Linked DNA regions of Homo sapiens: region 1 is linked to region 2. Evidence: chromatin contacts called from ENCODE Hi-C or POLR2A ChIA-PET data. All regions are on one chromosome and are shown on one strand. Each heading gives the region's core, a stretch centred on a gene start or an enhancer-like site at or near the end of the contact. The rest is flanking DNA. Distances are from core to core; before and after follow the strand shown.

Region 1 (5,916 bases), core at 2,626-5,125, 96 kb after region 2:
AGTTTGTTGCTGGAAGAAAAATAGTACTCCATTTCCTGTAGAAAAGAGAGACAGCCGATGTTTTCTTCGGAGGGCAAATAAATAAGAATAAACCCAGCCTCTGCTCCCTTATCTAGGATCTAGGAACTGATACTGTTATTTTCTTTTTTTCTCTCTTTTTAAGCCATTCTAGTGGTTAACAGTGGCTTTGGTTTGCATTTCCTTAATGACAAATGATGTTGAACATCTTTTCTTGTGGTTAACAGTGGCTTTGGTTTGCATTTCCTTAATGACAAATGATGTTGAACATCTTTTCTTGTGATTATAGGCCATTTGCATATCTTCATTGGAGAAATGTCTATTCAAGTTCTTTGCTTATTTAATTAATTAATTTATTTATTTTGAGGCAGAGTCTCATTCTGTCACTCAGGCTGGAGTGCAGTGGTTTGATCTCGGCTCACCGCAACCTCTGCCTCTTGGGTTAAAGTGATTCTCATGCCTCAGCCTCCCAAGTAGCTGGGACTACAAGTGTGCGCCATCACGCCTGGCTAATTTTTGTATTTTTAGTAGAGACAGGGTTTTGCCATATTGGCCAGGCTGGTCTTGAATTGCTGGTCTCAAACTCCTGGACTCGAGTGATCTGCCTGCCTTGGCCTCCCAAAGTGCTGGTATAATGGGCGTGAACCACCACGCCCAGCCATTCTTTGCTTATTTTTAAACTGAATTTGTCTTTTTGTTGTTGGGTTGTAACAGTTCTTTGTATACTCTGGATATTAAACCCTTATCAGATATATGATTTACAAATATTTTCTCTCGTTCTATAAGCTGTCTTTTCACATTCTTGATAATGTCCTTCGAGGCACAAAAGTTTTAAATTTCTTTTTTGAGACCGAGTCTCGTTCTATTGCCAGGCTGGAGTGCAGTAGTGCGATCTTGGCACTGCAACCTCTGCCTCCCAGGTTCAAGCAATTCTTCTGCTTCAGCCTCCCAGGTAGCTGGGACTACAGGCACACGCCACCACACCCAGCTAATTTTTGTATTTTTAATAGAGAAGAGGTTTTGCCATGTTGGCCAGGATGGTCTCGATCTCTTGACATCGTGATCTGTCCACTTCGGCCTCTCAAAGTGCTGGGATTACAGGTGTGAGCCACCGTGCCCCCGTCTTTTTTTTTTTTTTTTTTTTTTTTTTTTAGATGGGAGTTTTACTCTGTTGCTCAGGCTGGAGCGTATTGGTGCAATCTCAGCTCACTGCAGCCTCCACCTCCCGGGTTCAAGTGATTCTCCTGCCTCAGCCTCCCGAGTAGCTGGGACTACAAGCATGCGCCACCACACCTGCCTAATTTTTGTATTTTTAGTAGAGATGGGGTTTCACCATGTTGGCCAGGCTAGTCTTGAATTCCTGACCTCAGGTAATCTGCCCACCTCGGCCTCCCAAAGTGCTGGGATTACAGGTGTGAGCCACCATGCCTGGCCAAAAGTTTTTAATTTTTATGAAGAACTATTTATCTATTTAAAAAAAATTCCTCATGCATTTGTTATCAAATCTAAGAATTCATTGACATATCCAGGGTCATGAAGACTTACCCTTATATTTTATTCAGAGTTTTATAGTTTTAGCTCTTCTTTTTAGATTGTTGATCCATTTTGAATTAATTTTTGTATATGGAGTGAGGTAGGGGTCCAGCTTCATTCTTTTGCATTTAGTTATCCAGTGGTCCCAGTACCATTTGTTGAAGAGACTTTCTTTCCCCATTGAATGGTCTGTGCACCCTTGTCAAAAATCAGTTGACTGTAGATGTTCTAGTGTATTTCTGAATTCTCAGTTGTATTCCATTGGTCTATATGTCTACACTTACACTAGTAACTTACTGTTTTGATTACTGTAGCTTTGCAGTAAGTTTTGAAATCAGAAAATGGGAATGTTCCAACATTGTTTTCTTTTTTAATATTGTTTTGGCTATTTAGGGCCCCTTGCAGTTCCATATTAATTTTAGGATCAGGTTTTCCATTTCTGCAAAAAGGCTATGGAATTTTGAAAGGGAATGCATTGAATTTGTAGTTTGCCTTGGGGAGTACTGCTGTTTTAACAATATTAAGTCTCCTAATCCATGAACATGGATGACTTTCCACTTATTTAGGTCTTTAATTTCCTTCAGCAGTGTCTAGTAGTTTTCAGTGTTCAAATGTTTCACCTCCTTGGTTAAAAGTATTCCTAGGTATTTTATCTTTTGGATACTATCATTAGTCTGTTTGGGCTGCCATAACAAAATACCACAGACTGGATGGCTTAAACAACAAATTTATTTTCTCACAGTTCTGTAGGCTAGAAGTGAGAGATCAGGGTGCCAGTGGTTGGTTTCTGATGAGGGCTGTCTTCCTGGCTTGTAGTTGGCTGCCTTCTTCCTGTGCCCTAGAGGGCAAGCTCTCTGGTGTCTCCTATTATGAAGACACTAATTCTATCAGATCAGGGCCCCACCCTTATGACCCCATTTAACCTTAGTTACTTCCTTAGAGGCCCCATCAACAAATGCAGCAACACGGGGTTTAGGGTTTCAACATAAGAATTTGAGGGGAGTGCAGACATTCAGTCCAAAACAGAGGTTATTGTAAATGGAATTATTTTCTTAATTTCCTTTCAGATTGTTCTTCCAGGTTCTTAAAACTCTAGACGAGCTACTGTTAACAAGTTTCCTACGTATCCTCTTCCCCACCCCCTTTCTATGTCTGTCTCTGTCTCTCTCATGTTCTTTGCATTGTCTGCAACATGTTTCTTTCTGCTGGATTCATTGACAACTGTTAAGTATGTACTGAGTGTCTTATTAATGTGCTTAGCAGTGTGCCCAACAATTTGGGATGTCATAAAGAAGTATGACATGGTTTTCACCCATGAGGATTTTCAATTTAGTTGAAGAGACAAGACATCCGCAAAATAATTAGAAAACTGTTTAGGAACATATGTAATCAAATTCTCAACTGTCTGGCCCATGCACTAGGATAAGAACTCCTTAAGAATGGTCTTTTATGCTGTGCTTACTGCTGTATCCCTAGGAGGAACAGGACATGAGATTCATAAATGAATGTTGAATGAATTCAACATTCTCCTGCTTTGGAGTTTTGTCAGGTGGGGGCTAACCCTCCCATTCATCCTGAAAGATGATCTTTGTTCTGCAAAGTGGCTCTTAGACAGGACCCATCCGAGAATGCTGGGACTTTCCAACTGGCTCAGGTTACGATCTAATGGTAGGATCACAGACACAGCACGCATCTCTCAGCAAGTATCCTGCTGTCTTTCTAAAATAACTTCTTACATAAGTAGATCCTTGTTAAGTTCCACTAAGTAAACTAACTGAGGAGCATGAAGGAAGAAGGCATGGCTTAGCTAAAAGGAGAAATGTCCCAGAAACCTCCATACTGACAGCCAGGAAGTAGTCTCAGAGGCTTTGGATTCCAGGAAAGAAGCTGGTATTGTTTTTCTACTTTAAAAATATAACTTTTTTTCTGCTGATTCCAAGAACGTGGCAAAAAATTTTTGAAAAATAAATCACAGTATAGAGAAGAAAGTAAGTTAATTTGTAAAGCACTGTTTACCACCATTGAGATAACTGCTGTTCAGATTTTTATTAAAATGTTATACATAAGTTTACTTCAACTTAACAGAAGGATAAGAAACCAAACTTTAGAAAAATATTTCTTCAAAATGGTATATATTTGTTTTAAACAGGTCTTCTAAAATTAAAGAATTAGGAGACATATTAAGAGGCTGGACTTATTGCAGTAGTTCTCAATCTATGGTGATTTCATCCCCCAGGGGACATTTTGGAAATGTCTAGAGACATCTGTGGTAGCCACAACTCAGAGGGGGTGCGGTACTTGTGGGGAGAGGCCAGGAATGCTGCTAGGCACCCGGCAACGCACACCACTGTCGGCTACAACATAGAATTATCCACTCCGAGTATTAACAGTGCCACAGTTGAGTAATCCTGGGTTGTTATTGCATAATATTGTGGTTTTAAAATAGTACACGCTTTTCAAGGGCCTACGTTTGTTTCCAGTTAGAAGGACATAGTTGTTTTCTCAGGGATCCGTGGAGTAAGTGGTTCAGAGCATGGCCTCCAGCCAGGTGTTTGGAGTTTGAATCCTGACTCTGCTACTTAATGATAAAGTGACCTTGAGCAACTTCTTTGGGCCTCAGTTTCCTCATCGGCAAAATTGTGGTAATATTAAACCTACCCCAAACAGCTGTAGTGAGGATTGAATGAGCTAATATAAGTAAAATTCTTGGAACAGTGTCTGGTTCATGGTCAGCTCTATGGAAACACGTGCAATTATTATTGTTAATGTCTTAAACTGGAAACAAATTAAGCCTACTTTTAGGACAGGTCTCCTAGGGAATTTTTTTTTTTTTTTTTTTTTTTGAGATGGAGTCTCACATTGCCACCCAGGCTGGAGTGCAGTGGCATGATCTTGGCTCACTGTAACCTCCTCCTCCTCCCGGGTTCAAGCGATTCTCCTGCCTCAGCCTCCCAAGTAGCTGGGATTACAGGCGCCCACCAACATGCCCAGCTAATTTTTTGTATTTTTAGTAGAGACGGCGTTTCACCATGTTGGCCAGGTTGGTCTCGAACTCTTGACCTTGTGATTTGCCCACCTCAGCCTCCCAAAGTGCTGGGATTACAGGCGTGAGCCACTGTGCCCGGCCCTCCTAGGGAATTTAATAGAGGAAAATAGATGTGTATGTAAAGTATTTTTTAAAAAGCAACCTTTAAGGAAAAAAACAAAACTCACTCACAGGAAAATGATATGGCTGGGGCACTTATAAATCTAAGGAGTATTTACAGGAATTCAGAGGCTCAGCAAGGATTCCCTGCCTTCTAGAACTATCTGGTCAATGTCAGGTGACTTACTGTTTCAGAAAACATTTCTTTTTGTACCTTTAGACTTTAAAAATTTGAATAGGTAATACATTATCATAGTTCAAGACTCAAACAATAGAACATGATACACACTAAGCAGTCTGACCCCCTCCGCTGCTCCCCTGACCCTCCCATAGTAATCACTTTATATTTATTTATTTAGAGACAGAGTCTCACTCTGTCATCTAGGCTGGAGTGCAGTGGGTACAGTCATGGCTCAATGCAGCTTTGACTTCAAGCAATTCTCCCACCTCAGCCTCCGAGTAGCTGGAATCACAGGCGCACACTGCCATGCCCAGCGAATTTTTTTTTTTTTTTGTAGAGGCAGGGTTTTGCCATGTTGCCAAGGCTGATCTCAAACTCCTTAGCTCAAGTGATCCTCCAGCCTTGGCCTCCCAAAGTGCTGGGATTATAGGGGTGAGTCACCATGCCCGGTCCAGTAATCACTTTCACTAGTTTCTTATGTATCCATCCAGTATTTTTCTATGAAAGCAAATACAAATACTATATATTCTTATTTTAGACCTCCTTTCTTAGGCAAAAGATATACTTTTTCACATAATCTATCTTGGATATCTTTCTGTATTAGTACACAAGGAATTTCTTCATCCCTTTTTAAGGTGACATAGTATTTCATTATGTGGATATCTCATGCTTTGTTTATAAATTTGCTCGTACTTTTGTAAATATTAACAAATCGTCCTCCAAGTAGGGATGTGTTATTTTGGAGTCCTACCAGCAGTATATTTTCCTTCCAGGAAAATAGGCATATTCACTGCAGTTTGCAGACGATCAGCTGTTCAAAATTAGAACACACTGGCAGGTGTTCCTGGGAGGTAGAAATGGGAAACAGGTCTAAATGGATGTTAGGGGTTTGTCAAGACTGTCCTTCCAGGAACTGGCAGAATCAGCCATTTGTTCAAGGTGATGTCTGGGTATATGGGTGATATATTGGAGGCAATTATGTTGGATTGGTCCTAGGAGAATCCAGTTTTTAACACCAAAACTAAGATCCAGTAAAGTT
Region 2 (6,583 bases), core at 2,383-4,882:
TGGTTAATGAAAGTGGTCTTGTTCTGTAGGAAATAAAATGATCTCACAGTAGCCCTCAGGAGAATAGGTGATTGGGCACAGCGTCAACCTCCAGTTTCCTCTCCTGTGATCTGAGTTTATTTTTCCCTGTTGATAATATTCTCAGGGAAAGGATTCATACCAGTTGAGTTCCTTTTGGAGGAACTCAGACAAACCCCCCGACTGCATCTGCTATTGTGCCCTTTGTCCAAAGTAATCAACATACCAAAGTGTCATGTTTTGGGGTGGCATTTCCTAAACTCCCTCAACCAGATAAGGTAATATTTACAAGTTCCTGGAATGAGGACACAGATACATCTTTTGAATGGGTGGCCACCATTCAGCTCCCTACAATAAGAGAATAAACAGTGGTTTCTTAATATTGTCTATGCTGCTTTTTTTTTTTTTTTTTTTTTTTTTTGTAGAGAGGGGGTTGCCAGGGTGGAGCACAGTGGTGCAGTATTAGCTCACTGCAGCCTCAAACTCCTGGGCTCAAGCAGTCCTCCCACCTCAGCCTCTCGAATAGCTGGGAGTACAGACTTGAGCCATTGGGCCTAGCACATCAGCTATGTTCTTAGTATTCCCAATCCTTATTCAGATTTTTCCATAGTCTTGACAACAAAGAATCTCGGGCTCATAAATTTGAAAAGGAGAGCTTTACTTCTTATAAAGGGTTGCAGCCTGCAAGGTGGCCATTCTGACAGGCTGGGAAGTGTAGTTTCTGGCAGAAGCTGAAAGCAAGTACTTTGAGGGAGGGATAAAGGGAACAGGAATTTACACAGAGTGGGGTGGCTAAATACACATATTTAATAAGCTATAGGAGGAGTCATGATAATGAAAGAAACAAGTGCATGCACAATTGAGCTTCATGCCTCTTCATGGGTTGCATATGCAAAAAACGGCTGCATTCGCATGATCCTAGGGTGGAGTTTTCAGCCCTCTGATGTCAAAAGGTAAAGCGCAGGAAATGAAAACCCTCATTGTGCATCCTCTCCAAAACCCATCTGGAGATGATGGTCAGTTTTAGGAAGAGATGCATAGTGAAACTGATGAACTGTCATTTTGAAACTGCGAAGTCAGTCTGGGCAACATAGCAAGACCTTGTCTCTACAAAAAATTTAGAAATTAGCCAGGTGTGGTGGTTTGTGCCTGTGGTCTCAGCTACTTGGGAGGCTCAAGTGGAGGACTGCTTCAGCCCAGGAGTTTGAGGCTGCAGTGAGCTGTGTTCATGCCACTGCACTCCAGCCTATGTGACATAGTGAGATCCCTTCTCAAAAAAAAAAAAAAAAAAAAAGAAAAGAAAAGAAAAGGAAAGTGCAAAGAGTAGGGAGTCTGGTTCTGGCCTCTAAAACCAATGAAGGATTAATCATCCCTTTCTTGATTTCTAGAGCTGGTTTCTGCTTACTCCTTAGGAAAGAATTCTGTTTAAAGGTTAATAAGGAAGGGGCATATTGAGGTGTGTTGGACTTCCCATCTCATCATAGCCAGGAATTCAGTTTTTTTTTTCTTTCTTTTTTTTTTTTTTCAAAGAGTCTTGCTTTGTTGCCCAGGCTGGAGTGCAGTGGTGCGATCTTGGCTCACTGCAAGCTCTGCCTCCCGGGTTCACGCCATTCTCCTGCCTCAGCCTCCCTAGTAGCTGGGACTACAGGCGCCCGTCACCACGCCTAGCTAATTTTTTGTATTTTTAGTACAGGTGGGGTTTCACCGTGTTAGCCAGGATGGTCTCGATCTCCTGACCTCGTGATCCGCCCGCCTTGGCCTCTCAAAGTGCTGGGATTACAGGCGTAAGCCACTGCGCCCGGCCGGGAACTCAGTTTTTAAGGTTGCTCTAGTGTCCCCTTAGCCACGATGGGGTCCATTAAGTTGGTTGGGGTGGTACTTAAAATTTTTATTTCTCAGTCTCAAAAATGTCATTTTACAGTTTGTTTGAATCAGGATCCAAACAAGCTGCACTCATTGCATTTGAATATATTTCTTTTTTTTTTCTCAAGAGGGAGTCTTGCTCTGTTGCCCAGGGTGGAATGCAGTGGCACAATCTTGGCTCACTGCAACTTCTGTCTCCTGGGTTCAAGCGATTCTCCTGTCTCAGCCTCCTGAGTAGCTGGGGGCTACAGGTGTGCACCACCATGCCTGGCTAATTTTTGTATTTTTTGTTGGAGACGGGGTTTCACCATGTTGCCCAGGCTGGTCTTGAACTCCTGACCTCAAGTGATCCTCAGAGTGTTGGGATTACAAGTGTGAGCCACTGTACCTGGCCAACATTTGAATATATTTCTTAAATCTCTTATAATCTAAAACATCTCTCCTCATTTTTATACCCTAAAATTGTTGAAGGAAGAAGAGGTCATTTATTCTGTACATTGGCTCACATTCTGGATTTGTTTGATTGCTTTCTTGTAGTGTTATACAGTTGTTTCTCTTTATTTCTTGTTAACTGGAAATTACAGCCAAAACTTGATTAGAGTCACTCAACTTTTTTTTTTACAAAAATACGCTATACTTCATAAATATTTCTGTTCAATTGCATCACATCAAGAAACAATGCTCAGCTGTCCCATGTTTCGTGATCTAAGATTGATTAGTACATGTAGGTTATCTTCAGTGTACATCCTTCAGTGTAAAATTCTCCCATAAATTATCTAATACTTTTAGCATCCATCAACGACTGTTGACTAAATAAGTTATTTATTGAGATCCTTCCTCTGGTCCAGACTGTTTTCATCAGATTAGTTTTATCTTTGTCCCCTTTATTTCTGTAGCCAATTGCCTAGGAAAGATCCTTTCATCTTCCAGCTTTCTTAGATCTCCAAATCTCTCAGGTCTACGGACATCTGAGGCAGGAGCGCGATCTGGCTTGCCTGGGGAGCTAACGAGATAAGGAATTGAGTCAGTATTTCCTAACGTTCACACTTGAAGCCCATAAAGCAGGCAGGTGGTTTTAATTTTGCCCCGCTGGGTGGGTTGGGGTTAGGGAAGGATGGGTTAGAGGGAGGCAGAGTGAATCGGGCAATCTCCCCTTTCCTGCGGTCAAACTCAAAGGCTTTTTCTAGAAATCCTTCAACTGAGCCTGGGCCCTTTGATTTTCAATTGAGGCAAGGCCAAAGAGTCCAGGCCAGGCGTGGGGGCTCCCGTTGTAATCCCAGCGACCAGGAGGCTGATGCAGGAGGATCACTTGAGGCCAAGAGTTTAAGACCAGTCTGGGTAACATAGTGAGACCCTGTCCTGAGAAAAAAAATTTAAAAATAGCCCAGCATGGTGGCGTGCCTGTAGTCCCAGCTACTCGGAAGGCTGGGGGCGGGCGGATCGCTTGAGCAGGAGTTCAAGTTCGCAGTGAGCTATGATCACGTCGCTGCACTCCAGCCTGGGCGACAGAGCGAGATTCTGTCTCTAAAAAAGAAAACAGTCCATAGGGAGTAGGTGGAATTAGAGTAGAAAGAGAGAGTCCTGGATGCTCCGAATGGAGCCTTTCAGAGCTTTAACCACGGGACTACATCTCCCAGAATTCCGCTCGCCGGATCCCACCGCACTGAAGGGACTGCGCGTGCGCGAGTCAGGTGACGACCCGCCCCTACAGGCCCCAGAACCCCCGAGATTCCCCGCGCTTGCCTCCCGCCCTCTTCTTCCAGACTCTCGGTCTGTCCGCTGGGGGCGCGCGCGGTGTGTGGCAGGCGGCAGCGGCGCTGGCGGCCGAGTGCGCTTGTCACGCGTGGCGGTGCGTGGTTGCTAGGGGCGCCTGAGGCTGCCGGGTAGCCCAGCAGGCCGAGGGAGGAAGTAGCGTGGAGCCGGTGCCGAGCCGGGGCGAAGCTGGATCCCCTAGGTGAGTGCGGCTGCGGAGCCAGGGGAGCCGACCCCAGACACTCCGCCGGTCCCACGCTCCCGACCTCCCTCTACCTGAGTCCTTTCGCGCGGGTCCCCAGCCCTCCGGCCACTCTCACCCTAGCCCCGCTTCCTCCCGCCACCTCTCATCCCCCGGGAGGCCAGGGAGCCGCGGCCTCCTACCCGGCCGGGACTTCGCGCCTCCTCGGAGCCCTTCTCCTCTCCGCCACGCCCCGCGAACTTAGTCGGCCTCGCCTCCGGGTGCCCGAACACTGCCTCATCCCCTAGTTATGGCCTCCGAGCTTCCTCTGTCCTGCCGCGCTGAGGTTTAAATTCCCTCTGGGTGTGAGCCCAAGCTCCTCGCAGGCTCCAGGGCCGAATTTAACATGGATATCTGCTTTTTCACTTCTCCATCCTCAGTATCTGTAGAAGAATACGTTCCTAAACTCCACAGATTCAAACAGGATCTGAGATCCTGTGGAATTTAATTCTTCATTCATCAATTCCTTTATTTAATCATTCACTAAACAATTTTTAGTAAACATTGACAAATATTTAATGAGCCTGGGTACAATGGGAGGGATTGAGGGGATAGAGTGGCTAATAGGACAAGCATGTTTTCACGGAATTTACAGTCTAGGAGATTATTAATCAAGTAAACGAGCATTTGCCATACTGTGGTGTGTGCTGTGATAGAACAGGAAATACTTAATCCGGACTTACTTAGAAAACGACATTATTGCCATTCCTCCTGGTCTTCACATTCCCATTCTGGATCTCGGAAATATTTTAATCCTTCCTTGATGAAATCTTCTTTGCTTTCTCAGATACTACAAATCACCTATTCTTTAACTGCAGCACCTGTTGATTTAGCATTTGGGGGACCCTTTGGGACAGTGTTCCATCCCATCCTTCTGTTTCTTGCACTGAATACTGAGACACTGTTTGCATTTAAACCACCCACTTTGTGCTCAGAAAGTTAGCAGCTACTTATATTGGACTGAATCAATCCTTGAAAAATTATCAAGTGTTTTCTGCGAATAGAGAGGTGGGAGGACATTCCAGATACACAGTGGCTTTAGGAAAGGGACAGCAAGTCCTGAAAAGAGAACTGGAAACAGTTTGACAGACCTGGGCTAGATTTGGAGGGAGCCATCCAGTAACAAATAGAAAGAGTGAAGTTAATAGGGGTTAGATCACAAAGGGCCTTGGATGTTTTGCTGAGTTAGAACTATATCCCTGGAGCAGTGGTTTTCAAGCTGGAGTAATCAGGGTTGTAGACTTCCAAGGGATACACTTGCACGTCTAGCTTAACATGAATACATTTCCAGATCCTCAGCTTCCCAGTGAACTTTTTTTTTTTTTTTTGAGACAGAGTCTTGCTCCGTCACCCAGGCTGGAGTGCAATGGCACGATCTTGGCTCACTGCAACTTCCACCTCCTGGGTTCAAGCGATTCTCCTACCTCATTCTCCGGAGTAGCTGGGATTAGAGGCGCATGCTGCCACGCTCGGTTAATTTTTTGTATTTTTTAGTAGAGACGGGGTTTCACCATCTTGGCCAGGCTGGTCTCAAACTCCTGACCTCGTGATTCACCCGCCTCGGCCTCCCAAAATGTTGGGATTACAGGTGTGAGCCACCGCGCCCGGCCCCAATGAACTCTTTTTCTAAAACTTCCCTTACAAAAAAAGGGTAGGAGGCTGTGTGTGGCAAATCCCTCACACTTCCCAAATTTTAATATGGTGTATTGGCCTGAGTGTAAAAATGTCCTCAGATACAAATAAGGACTACTTTGGAAATATTTATTTTCAGGAACACCTCCTTTAGTGATTTAAGTTACCTCCCAACCCAGAAGGCTTGCCAATACACAATCCCATTCGTGTAAACTGTATTCTTTGTTAAGATATTCTGAAAAGAACACAACAGTTAAATGTAACGGGAATGTCTTTTGGGACAATGGAATTTTTAAGTTATTTGGATAAAACTTGCGTAAAATTTTTAAAGAGATTTCTTTTAGTTCAGGTGTGTGTTACTCAGTAAGATAGTTAATACCTATTTTAAGACTGGGTGTTGTGGCTCACACCTGTAAATCCAACACTTTGGGAGCCTGAGGCAGGCTGATCGCTTGAGACCCAGGAATTCGAGACCAGCCTGGGCAACATGGCGAAACCTCTTCTCTACAAAAAAAAATATGTAAAAATTAGCCAAGCATGGTAGCGTGCTCTTATAGTCCCAGCTATTTGTAGGCTGAGGTGGGAGGATGTATTGAGCCCAGGAGGTTATCCAGGCTGGAGTGCCATGGTGTGATCATAGCTCACTGTAAACTCCAACTCCTGGGTTCAAGCCATCCTCCTGTCTCACCCTCCTGAGTAGCTGAGACTACAGGCATGCGCCACCCATCTGGCTAATTTTTTAAAATTTTTAGTAGTGATGGGGGTCTCTCTATGTTGCCCAGGCTGGTCTCAAATTCCTGGGCCCAAGTGATCCTCCTGCCTCAGCTTCCCAAAGTGCTGGGATTACAGGAGTGAACTACTGTGTCTGGCCTAGACGTTACCTTATATGTAAGGAACACATAGTTTTAAAAATTCTTTCAGGGATACATTAGTAAAATCATGTAAAGAATATGTTCCAGGAAAACCACAGAAAGATAATTATCAGGAAAATCATGTCAGATTTGTATTTAAGATTACTGTAGTGTCAATATGTTGGTTGAATAGGAAGAATTTTAGACTGGAGGCAGGGAGCCAATG

What was found. A loop is a pair of places that touch in the nucleus more often than their neighbours do. ChIA-PET counts read pairs that join two places held with the same protein, here RNA polymerase II (POLR2A). Pooled maps may share reads with other maps.
Region 1: a map of ascending aorta shows a loop between it and region 2 (11-fold over the local background). The contact joins the enhancer-like site here to the promoter of TTLL4 in region 2. A Hi-C loop is called at or near these places in 5 of 168 maps with a recorded cell type or tissue (aorta, ascending aorta, chondrocyte and 2 more), 3 of 37 single-sample maps with no recorded cell type and 16 of 50 pooled maps. POLR2A ChIA-PET finds 5 or more read pairs at or near these places in 3 of 52 experiments (HEK293, HEK293T and Panc1).

What each region holds. Positions count from the first base shown.
Region 1 is chr2:218,802,581-218,808,496 of GRCh38, forward strand. All of the region lies in intron 1 of CYP27A1 (cytochrome P450 family 27 subfamily A member 1), which reads left to right. Among named protein-coding and RNA genes, the nearest start is that of MIR9500, 18 kb to the right of the region's middle. Within about 2 kb of position 3,876, at least 27 of the 41 ENCODE cell types and tissues checked have a DNase peak (open chromatin) inside an H3K27ac peak, as active enhancers do; they include ascending aorta, heart left ventricle and sigmoid colon, where a contact is called at or near this core.
Region 2 is chr2:218,707,203-218,713,785 of GRCh38, forward strand. TTLL4 (tubulin tyrosine ligase like 4) reads left to right here and starts at 3,633. Exons shown (of 20, transcript NM_014640.5): 1 at 3,633-3,835. LOC124907983 (a long non-coding RNA gene) reads right to left here and starts at 4,282. Exons shown (of 2, transcript XR_007088089.1): 1 at 4,018-4,282; 2 at 2,400-2,884. RefSeq lists enhancers at 1,160-1,209, 3,435-3,534 and silencers at 3,915-3,964, 3,975-4,024.